Linked DNA regions of Homo sapiens: region 1 is linked to region 2. Evidence: chromatin loops called from intact Hi-C (ENCODE). Cell type or tissue: heart right ventricle. All regions are shown on one strand. Each heading gives the region's core, and the rest is flanking DNA. Links, peaks and the distances in the headings are about the cores only. Region 1 has its middle 7.9 kb from the start of LINC02273. Region 2 has its middle 62 kb from the start of LINC02273.

Region 1 (5,380 bases), core at 286-5,285, 54 kb before region 2:
TGCAGTGACTCACGCCTGTAACCTCAGCACATTGGAAGGCTGAGGCAAGAGGACTGCTTTGGTGAAGAGGGGGTTGCTATGCCCTCCCTTCCTTCTAGCCTGGAGCTCCAGCAGCTGTCTTAGGACCATGAGATAACAATACCAAGGATGGAAAGTCAACAGCTAAGGGCGTCAAAGCAAAGAATGAGAAAAAGCCCGGATTCCTCACAGCACTCCACAGTCTTGGACTCCTCTGCTGCTTGCAACCAAAAGCATTCCCATGTGCTATAAAATGAGCATTCCTAGCAGACACGGCCCCACTGTGCCAGCCCTCACACCTGCTGCTGTAGGCTGCACCCCAAAAAGGCAGCCCCATCCTGACAGCTGTGGCCGCTGGTTTGCACTGCAGTGGTGGCTCCTAGCCCTCCACACATGCACTGTGTGTTCTGAGGCTGGGATCCAGCACAGCCCTTGGAGCAGGAGGATGTATAAATAAAAGGCCTTATGTTTTATAGGCTAGTCAATATTTATTCAGCCCCAACAGAGCAGTGGACTGGAAGGAACAGAGAGACTATAAAATGTGTTCTGTATTGAAGCCTGAAATCATGCAGGGGAAAGGGGCTTCTCAGTGCTCACCCTGCAGAATAGTCCTCAGCACAGCAGAGCTTCAGAGGCCTCCTCTTTGAAGGAAAGGGGCTGGGGCAATCTGGCAAAGGAGGACAGAAATGAAGCCAGGGCTGAGGACACAGGAATGGTTGAGCTCTCAATGCAGTTCTAACAGGTGGTCATGGATAGTTGATCTCAAATGCAAACGATCTGTACCAGAACAGGAGTCCCTGTCCCTTGTCTTCAGAAGCCACTCTTCTCTCTCTCCTTAGAGCATCTCATGGGAAGCCTACACTTTTAAGAGCAGCAATGGTGCGGTCTTTTTAAAGCCCTCTGGAGGGGAGTTTGTGTGTGTTTGATGGAAGGCACATCCCCACAGGATTTTTGGGTCCTCCCTGCCCCTCAGTTTTCCCTGCCATGTAACATTCCTATGTTCTGTTGACTTTGCCACTCTCTGCTCTCATCTGGGCTGCTGCATTTTCTCTCCTCTCCCCACTCCCTGTTACACAGTGTCTTAGTCTGTTCAGGTTGCTATAACCAAATACCTTAAATTGAGTGCTCATAAACAACAGAAATGTATTGTTCATAGTTCTGGAGGCTGGGAAGTCCAAGCTCAAGATGCCAGCTGATTCCGTCTGGTGAAGTTCCTCTTCCTCATAGACGGCACCTCCTCGCTGTGTCCTCACATGGTGGACGGGGCAAGCTACCTCTCTGCAGTCTCTTTGGTAAGGGCACTAATCCATTCTTGACGGCACCACCCCCATGACCTCATTACATCCTAGAGGCCCCGCCTCATAATACTATTGCATTGGGGATTAGGATCCAACATGAATTTGGGGAGACACAAACATGCAGATGATAGGACCCAGCCTTTACACAGATATCTGATATTTTATTTGGGCAGATTAGAGGATTCTCTTCTCTACACAAAGCTTTCAAATCTCCCCCTGCATGACTGAATCAGGCTCCAAGTCTGTTGCCTGATATTCAGAGCCGTCCCCTCTCTGCCCTCAAGCGTCCAGCCTGACCTTGATCTCTCCCTTGCATACACCCTGTGTGCTCCACAGAAACGATCATGCCTCTCCCAACCTGCTTCTCAGCCTCTTCTCCGTGCCTTTTCTTAGGCTGCTATTGGCAAGAACCTAACCAAATCCAAGGCTCAGCTTAGCTACCTTCCTCCTTTTTCTTCAATGTCTGCTTTTCTCACTGGGAGAGCACTTCCTTCCTTTAGATCATTGTAATAATTAACACCCATTGCACTAGAATTACTAAAATTCGCAGCTTCATGCATTTCTTCCCCCTTTCTCTTACATAATGGATCAGTGGATTTCAACCGGAGTGATTCCCACCTCTACCACAGGGCATACTGGGCAGTGTCTGGAGGCATTCTTGGTTGTCACACTACGGTGATGCTACTGATGGGTAGAGCCAGAGATGCTGCTGTAAACTCCCTGCAATGCCCAGGACAGCTCCCCACACCAAAGAAGCATCTTGCCCAAAATGTTAACAGAGCCAAGGTTGAGAAATCCTGTATTAGATTATAAGCTTCCTGGAGGCAGAGACCACACTCCTATTCTTTTTATTCTCCATAGTACACAGCTTGACATAGAATGTTATTCAATTATTTAAAATGAATGACTATAAATGTTTAATATGCATTTATATACCTTGTTTTGAACCTGTAGGTAGAGGCCTACTCCCCAAATAGTGGTGCCTCACCCACATTACCCACATAATCTTCCCATTGTCCAGCATGTGTAGCATCTCTGAGGGCCGATGACTGGGTAACCCTTCATCATTGATATTCTCTAAGGCATTCTCTGCTCTGCTAGACTCCATAAAGCAAAGTCCCAGCTCATATTCTCTCAGCTCCTTATAGAAATTCCTTCACTAAGCTGTGCTTTAGTATATTATGTCTTCTGTCTTTATAGAGGGTCCATAAAAGCAGCGCTCTGTTGAATGGTGTTTCTGACTCTTTTGCGGAACTTTCGTTAGCAGTATTTCATGCACTCACTGCACTGGAAGTTGACCTTAATGTGGCCCCCTTCTTTTACAAATGAGAGTAAGAGAGTAAGGTTCTCTGTGTCACTCAGTGTCCTTTATCCAAGGACCTACGTGATGAATTTCTACCTAAGTTTCCTACCAGGAAAACGTTTTGTCTCTGTAGATGAATATGTATGCTTTACCTTGTTGGAAAACAAAACTCTGTGCAATCCAATATGCTTCTCTTTTTGGCTTAGCTGTCAGAAAAGTTAGAACCAAATTAAATGCCCAAGTGTTAGAATCTGCTCCACTCAGGTGTCTAAAACCATCTATTTCTTTTGCATTCTTCAGCAAGAGTGTTATCCTTAAATGCCTTCTCTTGCACTGTATTTTAATCTTTAAGCTGCCTCAAGTCTTTTGGAAGTAAGTAGGATACAAATCTTAACTTAAAGAAAAAAAAAAAACTTCTGAATGTTATTCCAAGCCATCTTCTGTTGTTGAGTGTGAAATGCTTTGGCTATGGAGTGGAGGCAGCCTGGATGGGACTTCTGACTTTCTTACTTCCCATCTCTATAACCTTCGGCTTGTTACTTAACCTCTCTTGAAATCATAATAGCGACATCATAGGCTTGTTGAAAGGATCAAATAGGAAATGATACATCAGTGAAAGCACCTTTCTGTGCCTGCCAGGTGCTTAATACATACATTTCCGATTTCAGTGTCCAGCCTTGTTCATGAAGTGCACAGTTTTGTATTTATTCTGGCTAGTCTCAGCATCAATCACTATTGGGTAGCAGTGACAAGTTTTCACTTTAACACAGATTCTTGGCTAGGTGCAGTGGCTCACGCCTGTAACCTCAGCACTTTGGGAGGCTGAGGCAGGAGGACTGCTTGAGCCCAGGAGTTCAAGACCAGCCTGGGCAATAAAGTGAGACCCCATCTCTACAAAAAAAGTTTTAAAAATTAGCAGGGTGTAGTGGTGCATGCCTGTAGTACCAGCTACTGGGAGACTAAGGTGGGAAGATCGCTTGAGCCCAGGGAGGGCTGCATTGAGCCAAGATCATGCCACTGCACTCCAGCCTGGGTGACAAAGCGAGGCCCTGTCTCAAAAAAAATTTTTTTTAATATGAAAACAAAAAAAACATAGATTCTTATATTTCTCATTAACCTTCCCATTTAAAGGTCATGTAACTGATATAAAATTATCACTCTGTTCCTGTGATTTTAATTATGAAGGTAAGTTATGTAAACGACAGCACAACACTCCACTTTGTGGAAATGGAACCGAGGTTCTTTGATTGGCTGTTTTGGTTGCTATTTTCAGAGCTTGGCACTGTTTCTGCTTCTGCCTCTTAGGCTTATAGATGGCTTTGAGATTTCATATTGTAAATATAGGGAATATGGCCCAAAAAAGGCTACTTGCTTTTCTTCTTGCCTTAAGATGGGATGAATTTAGAAACGAATGAGGAATATAGAACATTCTACATATATTTGTCATTAAATGGTTTCCCATTTGTTTAGAAACCCCAGGACCCATAACAGAACAATCGCTTTATAAAACAATCTTAAATTTTTAGAGTGGCTTAATTCTCATAATTCCTTGTGAGGAAGTCAGTGAAGAAACAGGCTCAGAGAGACACCAGGGTGTGTGCCGGTCCTATAGCTGCTGGTTATTGTACCTGCCTCTGCAGGGCTAGTTCCAGTCCTCATCAGACCTTACCCCTCACGTAGGACTCTGGTGCCATGCTCCCTAGATTACTAAAAGGCTCCAATCCCAGAGACATTTACATTCTTTACTGAGTTCAAAGGACAGGAGTTGGGATTAAAGTTAGTAAACCTTCCAGAGCTGTGCTGTGTAATTCAGTAAACACTAGCCGCATTTGGCTCTTTAATTTAACTTTTAGTTAAGATAAAATAAAATTTAAAAACCCAGTCTGTCATTTGCACTGGGCACATTTCAAATGCTCAACAGCCACATGTGGCCGGATGGTAATCATATTGGACAGCCCAGGCGTAGACCGTTTCCGTCATTGCAGAAAGAGCTACAGTGCTATTCTAGAGCCATTTCCTACCTGCATGGGGGCAGAGGCAAAACAGACATCATTGCATGTCAAGCATTTCTTACATCCCTAAAGAGATGAAAGGAGGAGGGGCTTTGCCACCAGGGCTCTTGACAGTGACTCACCCCAGGCCTATCTTTTCTGTTGCCTGTACATTTTACACTCAAAGCCTCTTACACAGTTAGAGAGAGCTAGTTAGCGCAGGCAGTGACCAGGCCTGGGAGCAATTGGCAACCGCCAATGTGCTTGTGCATTTAGCGGAGTGACTTAGTTAACGTTTGGAAAGTGGGGAGCAATCTTAAATACCTTATGGAGAGCTGCACGCAGTGGTTCATGCCTGTAATCCCAGCACTTTGGGAGGCCGAGGCGGGCGGATCACCAGGTCAGGAGTTCAAGACCAGCCTAGCCAACACGGTGAAACCCCGTCTCTGCTAAAAATACAAAAATTAGCTGGGCGAGGTGGCACATGCCTGTAATCTCAGCTACTTGGCAGGCTGAGGCAGGAGAATTGCTTGAACCCGGGAAGTGGAGGTTGCAGTGAACCGAGATCACGCCACTGCACTCCAGCCTGGGTGACGGAGCAAGACTCCATCTCAGAAAACAAAACAAAACAAAACAAACAAACAAAGAAAAAAACCTTATGGAAATATTGCCCTTAAAGCATTTACTTTCTCAAATAGAGTTCCCCTTCTTGCATGGCCATGGTGAAAGATTCAGTATCTACCCCTGAACAGGAAGGGCAAGGGATCATT
Region 2 (5,380 bases), core at 78-5,077:
CCAAAAACACACAGGCTACCCGAGCAGGTGGCAGGCATCTCTCCACCAGGAGGGAGACGCTGGAGGAAAATAGAGACTTTTAAAATGGCTTTGATGACCCAAACCCCAGGAACTGTGAAGACTAGGTTGGCAGCAATAAAGCAAACACTAGGAATAAATGAAACAGTGCTTGCCTCTAAAAACCCTGGGGAGACCCTGGCTCCTGTTTTGAGCTGGGCTGTGTCAGGAGCTCACATGTTCAGAAGCTGATTATGTGCTAGGCACTGTGTTGAGCCTTTAAAATACATACTTCCATTTAGTCCTCACAGTCAGCCTCGAAGGTAGAGAAAGTGTTCCCATTTAACAGATGAGGACACTGAGGGTATGGGAAGTCTAGAATTTATTTAAAGTTAAACACAAACTGGAGGTGATATGCAAACTCAGGTCTTTCCTTAAAACCCACACTCTTCCTACTACTACTGACTGCCCCTTACAGAAAGGATGGGATTCACTCATTGAGCACATAGTCCTCAATCACTCATGGTGTGAGCTCCTGTTTACCACACCTTTGGGATATGCCAGGCATGTTTTATGTTTTTTTACATGTGCTAACTCATGTAATCCTCACATGCCTTATGAAAAGCTCTTCTATTAATATTATTCTCATTTTGGAAATGGAGGCACAGAGAGGTTAAATAACCTACCTAAGGTCACGCAGAATAAACAGTGCAAGGATTCAAATCTAGGCAGCCTGGATCCAGAGCCCACATACTTAACCTTAATACTCATGCTGGACTGGGTGCGGTGGCTCATGCCTGTAATCCCATCACTTTGGGAGGCAGATCACTTGAGGCCAGAGGTTTGAAACCAGCCTGGCCAACATGGAGAAACCCTGTCTCTACTAAAAATTCAAAAATTAGCCAAGTGTGGTGGTGGGCACCTGTAATCCCAGTTACTCAGGAGGCTGAGGCAAAAGAATCGCTTGAGCCCCGGAGGCAAAGGCTGCAGCTGCAGTGAGCCGAGATCACACCACTACACTCCGGCCTGGGCAACAGAACGAGACTCCATTTGGAAAAAAAAAAAAAAAAAAAGCCGAAAACACCAAAGAAACAAAAACTCACGCTGTATTCTGCATCCCAGTGGATGTCCCTGTGTGCCAGGCTTCTTCTCCATCCTAATGTTTCCTGTCTAATGTGCCCACTGGAGAGGCTCTCTGGATGGGAAAGCTGACGCCACTGAAATTTTCTGGGAACAGAAGGCCAGAGGTGGTGGGTGGGAAGCTTTTGTGGCTGTCAGTTCTATGCTAATGACATCTGCTTCTTGGCAGGGGCACCTCTGATCCTAAGGTGAGATTAGTTCAGTCCCTTTCAGCACCTGGTTTTGGGATCTGAGAAGTCTGAATGTTAGGGGTAACAGTGCATGGACCAGGGAGGCAACTCACCCAACTACTCTGCTGTCCAAATAATTTTTTTTTAATTAAAAACTCCTCTTGGGAGATTATAGGGAGAGCACAAGCAGGTGGTGCTAAGAGTGAGAAAAATCTTCTCTGTCCCTTGGGGAATGACTAAGAGCAATGCCTATTCTACTGAGATTTGCAGTTCAATTTATCTTCCTTAAATGACCACATAGGAAAATGATCACAGCAGCGAAGCGACATTAGAAATGTGGAATGGATAAATAAAACTTTGGATGAGCGCACCGGCTGCTGAACCCATTTGAAAAATGGAGATCTGAGAAGCACACAGACTGAACTGTGAGAAGCCCTTGGAAGGAAGGTGTCGGAACAAATGTCAAATGTTTATCTGGACTAAAAGATAAACTGATGTGCACAAGCCCTCAGGCCCTTGCAGGTTTCCTTCTTCATGGGCAAGGCTGTGGTTTCCATAGGTCATTTCCCTGCAGTGGTTATAGCTGCTTTTAGCATAAGCCAAGAATCACCGTCGTTGGAGGTGGAAGGGGGCCTTTGGGGTCACACTGTATAGTCTGACCATCTCACTTTGCAAATGAGGATCTCAAAAGATAAAGTGACATGAGAGATGAAATGACATGGCCTGGTATTCCACGTGCATTTTCTTGGAGGATGTTTATAAAAATCAAACCAGTCGTCAGATTGGAATGTAGGCTACGTAGCAGCAGCCACTAACATCAGCAAACTCGACGACGTTCCAGATACTCGTGAGCTTTCTACGTACATGATCTCATGTAGTCTTCACAATGACCTGACGAGATTGGAACTAATATAGCCTGTATTTTCCTAGATGAGGACATCTAGGCCTGGAGAGATTCAGTGGCCTAACCGAGGTCACACTGCTAGGAAATGAGAGAGCCACGTCTCAACCCAGCCCTGGTACCACATCCCATGGAAACCCTGCTCTGCTGCCTTCTAACAAGACAAGAGTAGGAAAATGGTCAAAGGAACCAGATGTCCCTCATGGGAATATTATTCTACAATTCAAAATCATTATAAAATCCATGTACGAATATGGTAAATGTTTATTACTTAGTGTTTAGTGAAAATGCAATACTCGATGCAAAAATATTCAGAAGAAAAATGAAAGAACACTTAAACACCAACAGTTGCTGACTAGTGTGGAAAGCTCTTTTTTCTTCTGATTTTTCCCTTTTTGAATTTTCTATAATGTGGTATAGGTCTTTTGTAGTGAACAAATAAATGTAATCATTTTTCTTTAAACAACTATCACTGTGCTCACAGAATCGATAAGAAAAAGACTAAAATGAATGGTAATATATTTTCCTTTCCTTGGCAATAAAAACTAATAAGTAATTGATTTGCACCAAGAGATAGAAGATCATTTTACAAAGTCCATACACAACACAAGTCCCTTTTCACGTTTCATCAGATGCAACAGAAACTAAAATTCCAAGAATTTAAGTTTTGAAGCTACCCTATTTTTGTGACTTGCGTAGCCTAGTCTATTAATAAAAGGAGATAACCTTGCTATGTTTACCAGCATAGTGACTAATCATTCTTTCCTTCTGTCTGTAGCTGAGTTCCAGCCAACATTAAGACTCATGGACACATTGGGTTGGAAGGTTGCTTACTGTTCACCTTCCACACACTCAGGCACAGAGAGGTGAAATCACTTGCTCAACGTCTTGTGAGTCTAAATATTTAAATGCTGAAAATAAACTCTCAGCTCCTCAAGGGCAAGACCCATTCTTTATGGTGCCAATCCCAGCACCCAGGGCAGAAGGCTTCCTTTACTAGATGAGTTAAAATCTTAGTGAGGGGCCAGGATGAAAAGTCCAGTTCAATACACAGAGGCGATGGAAGAAGTGGCTCACAGTCACTAAGCACTTCTTAAGTGCCAAGGACTATGCTGAATACCTTACAGGATTCACTTACAGGGGCTATTCACTAAATAATCCTGTGGTAGTGGTAATATTATTTCTGTGCTGAGAAAAATGTGCCAACCTGAGCCCCTTGCCCAAAGCCATAGAGCTAGCTGGTGATGGGGTCAAGATTTTAACCTAAATTTCAGAGCCAGTCCTTTTAGCCCGACTGGGACTCACAGCACCAACTCAAGCCCTTAGGCAGGTTTTCATTCCCAAAGAGTTCAGAAACTTGCCCGAAGGAAGAAGGGGAACTAGACTGAGTGCCAAATGTCTGTAGGCCTGAAACATGACCAACATATTTGTTGCAATTCAGTAAACCTTAAAATGACCACCTCATAAAAACCAATCCGTGCCTCTTCCACTCTTCTCCATACTCAAGCTTGCCTCCAAGTAAAATAAGTTGTATTAGCCTGTGGTCAACTTGCTCTTAGTTACTTAGGGTGGGCACTCATTTTTAATAGAACTTGTGTTCAAATGTAAACATGCTAACTCAGCATTCATTCAATGTACATATCTCAAGTTTCAGGCCTGTGCAAGGCATGAGGTAAGGATGTGGTAGCAAAGTTCTTTTTTAATATAGCATCTGACCTCAAGATTTTTTTTTTTTTTTTTGAAATGGAGTCTCACTCTGTTGTCTAGGCTGGAATGCAGTGGCACAATCTCAGCCTACTACAAACTCCACCTCCCAAGTTCAAGCGATTCTCCTGCCTCAGCCTCCCAAGTAGCTGGGATTACAGGCGTCCACCACCACACCCAGCTAATTTTTGTATTTTTAGTAGAGATGGGGTTTCACCATGTTGGTCAGGCTGGTCTTGAACTCCTGACCTCAGGTGATCCACCTGCCTCAGCCTCCCAAAGTGCTGAGATTACAGGCGTGAGCCACCACGCCTGGCTGACCTCAAGAATTTTTAAATCCATCAGCTTTCACTGTGAGCCAGATGGATTCAAAGGAGGCCAATAGGTGATGCCTTTGCTGTTGTTCATTAATAGTGAGGATTGCATGCTCATATGTTTGCCAGAGGAATTATGTAAATATTTGTATATTCTAATACCCATCAAGGTGGGCCTCAACTCCCTGCACTGAAAAGACTGAGTTCTGTTTCCTCTGTTAAAATTAAGTGGTCCTGGTTGAATTCAGGGTACACTGTCTTAACCAGTCAATGTGTAGAGCCAGTAAAATTGGCATCGAAGGAAAGAAAGAGAAAGGAACAAGCAGACATAAGATAACTGAGAAACACACATTTGGGAAACAAATGGATCAAGAACAGGCTTTGGAGCCAGTCAGGTCTGAGTCAGAATCTTGGCTCCACCAATCCCTGGCTATGTGACCTTGGTATATCCTGTAGTTATTTTCAGATTCCATTTCAAATCACTAAAATGATATACTAATGCCTCACTTGCAAGATTATTCAATTTGTGATAAAATAGATGAAAGGTCTAGCACAGTGCCTGGCATCTTGCAATGCCAATGTGTGGTAATTGTCACTTTTATTTAAAATCACTGGGGATTTCCACTAACACTTGGCATGTCTCAGTTGTAAATTAAGTAGAGGACCTCCCAAAGTGAGAAAACATAATTTCTTAAAGTGAAATCAGCAATCAGCTCAGCAGTATTTATGAAGTGTCTTTTGGTAGATATCACTGGCGTGGACTCGGGGCGGGTTGTTGGAAAGCAGGATGTACTATGGAGCGTATTTTTTTCAACAATGGTGAGAAAATAAAAATGCAAATTAAAATGAAAACAGAACTAAAAAAACTTATTTTCAAAACACTAAGCTAGGCCTCCATGGAAAAAGAAAATGAAATCACCAACTTGGTTTGGCTCCAAAGGCAAACTATAAATGAACACAGGTATCCAATCATCACCAAGGGTTGATCATCTAACGATGCACTAGAGCAAGGTGTAGTTAATGTAATGCAAGCTGCTGTAACAGACAACCCCCCAAAGTCCAAAAGGCTTAACACAGTAAATGTTCCCTTCTTGTTGCATAAAGTCTAACAAACTGAGCATGGGATGGATGGAAAGGACCTCTCTGCTCCATGT

The links. Peaks named below come from ENCODE experiments on the same cell type or tissue, not always from the same donor. Only the 100,000 strongest peaks of a DNase experiment are listed, where the experiment ranks them.
Region 1: it touches region 2 in a loop (2.6-fold over the local background); 6 of 110 quality-filtered maps call a loop at or near these places.

What each region holds. Positions count from the first base shown.
Region 1 is chr4:152,090,137-152,095,516 of GRCh38, reverse strand. No RefSeq gene overlaps it. Among named protein-coding and RNA genes, the nearest start is that of LINC02273, 7.9 kb to the left of the region's middle. In heart right ventricle, for the core only: no CTCF peak of the experiment used is centred there; no DNase peak of the experiment used is centred there; H3K27ac peaks cover 1,914 bases.
Region 2 is chr4:152,036,077-152,041,456 of GRCh38, reverse strand. No RefSeq gene overlaps it. Among named protein-coding and RNA genes, the nearest start is that of LINC02273, 62 kb to the left of the region's middle. In heart right ventricle, for the core only: no CTCF peak of the experiment used is centred there; a DNase peak (open chromatin) is centred at 2,216; H3K27ac peaks cover 4,923 bases.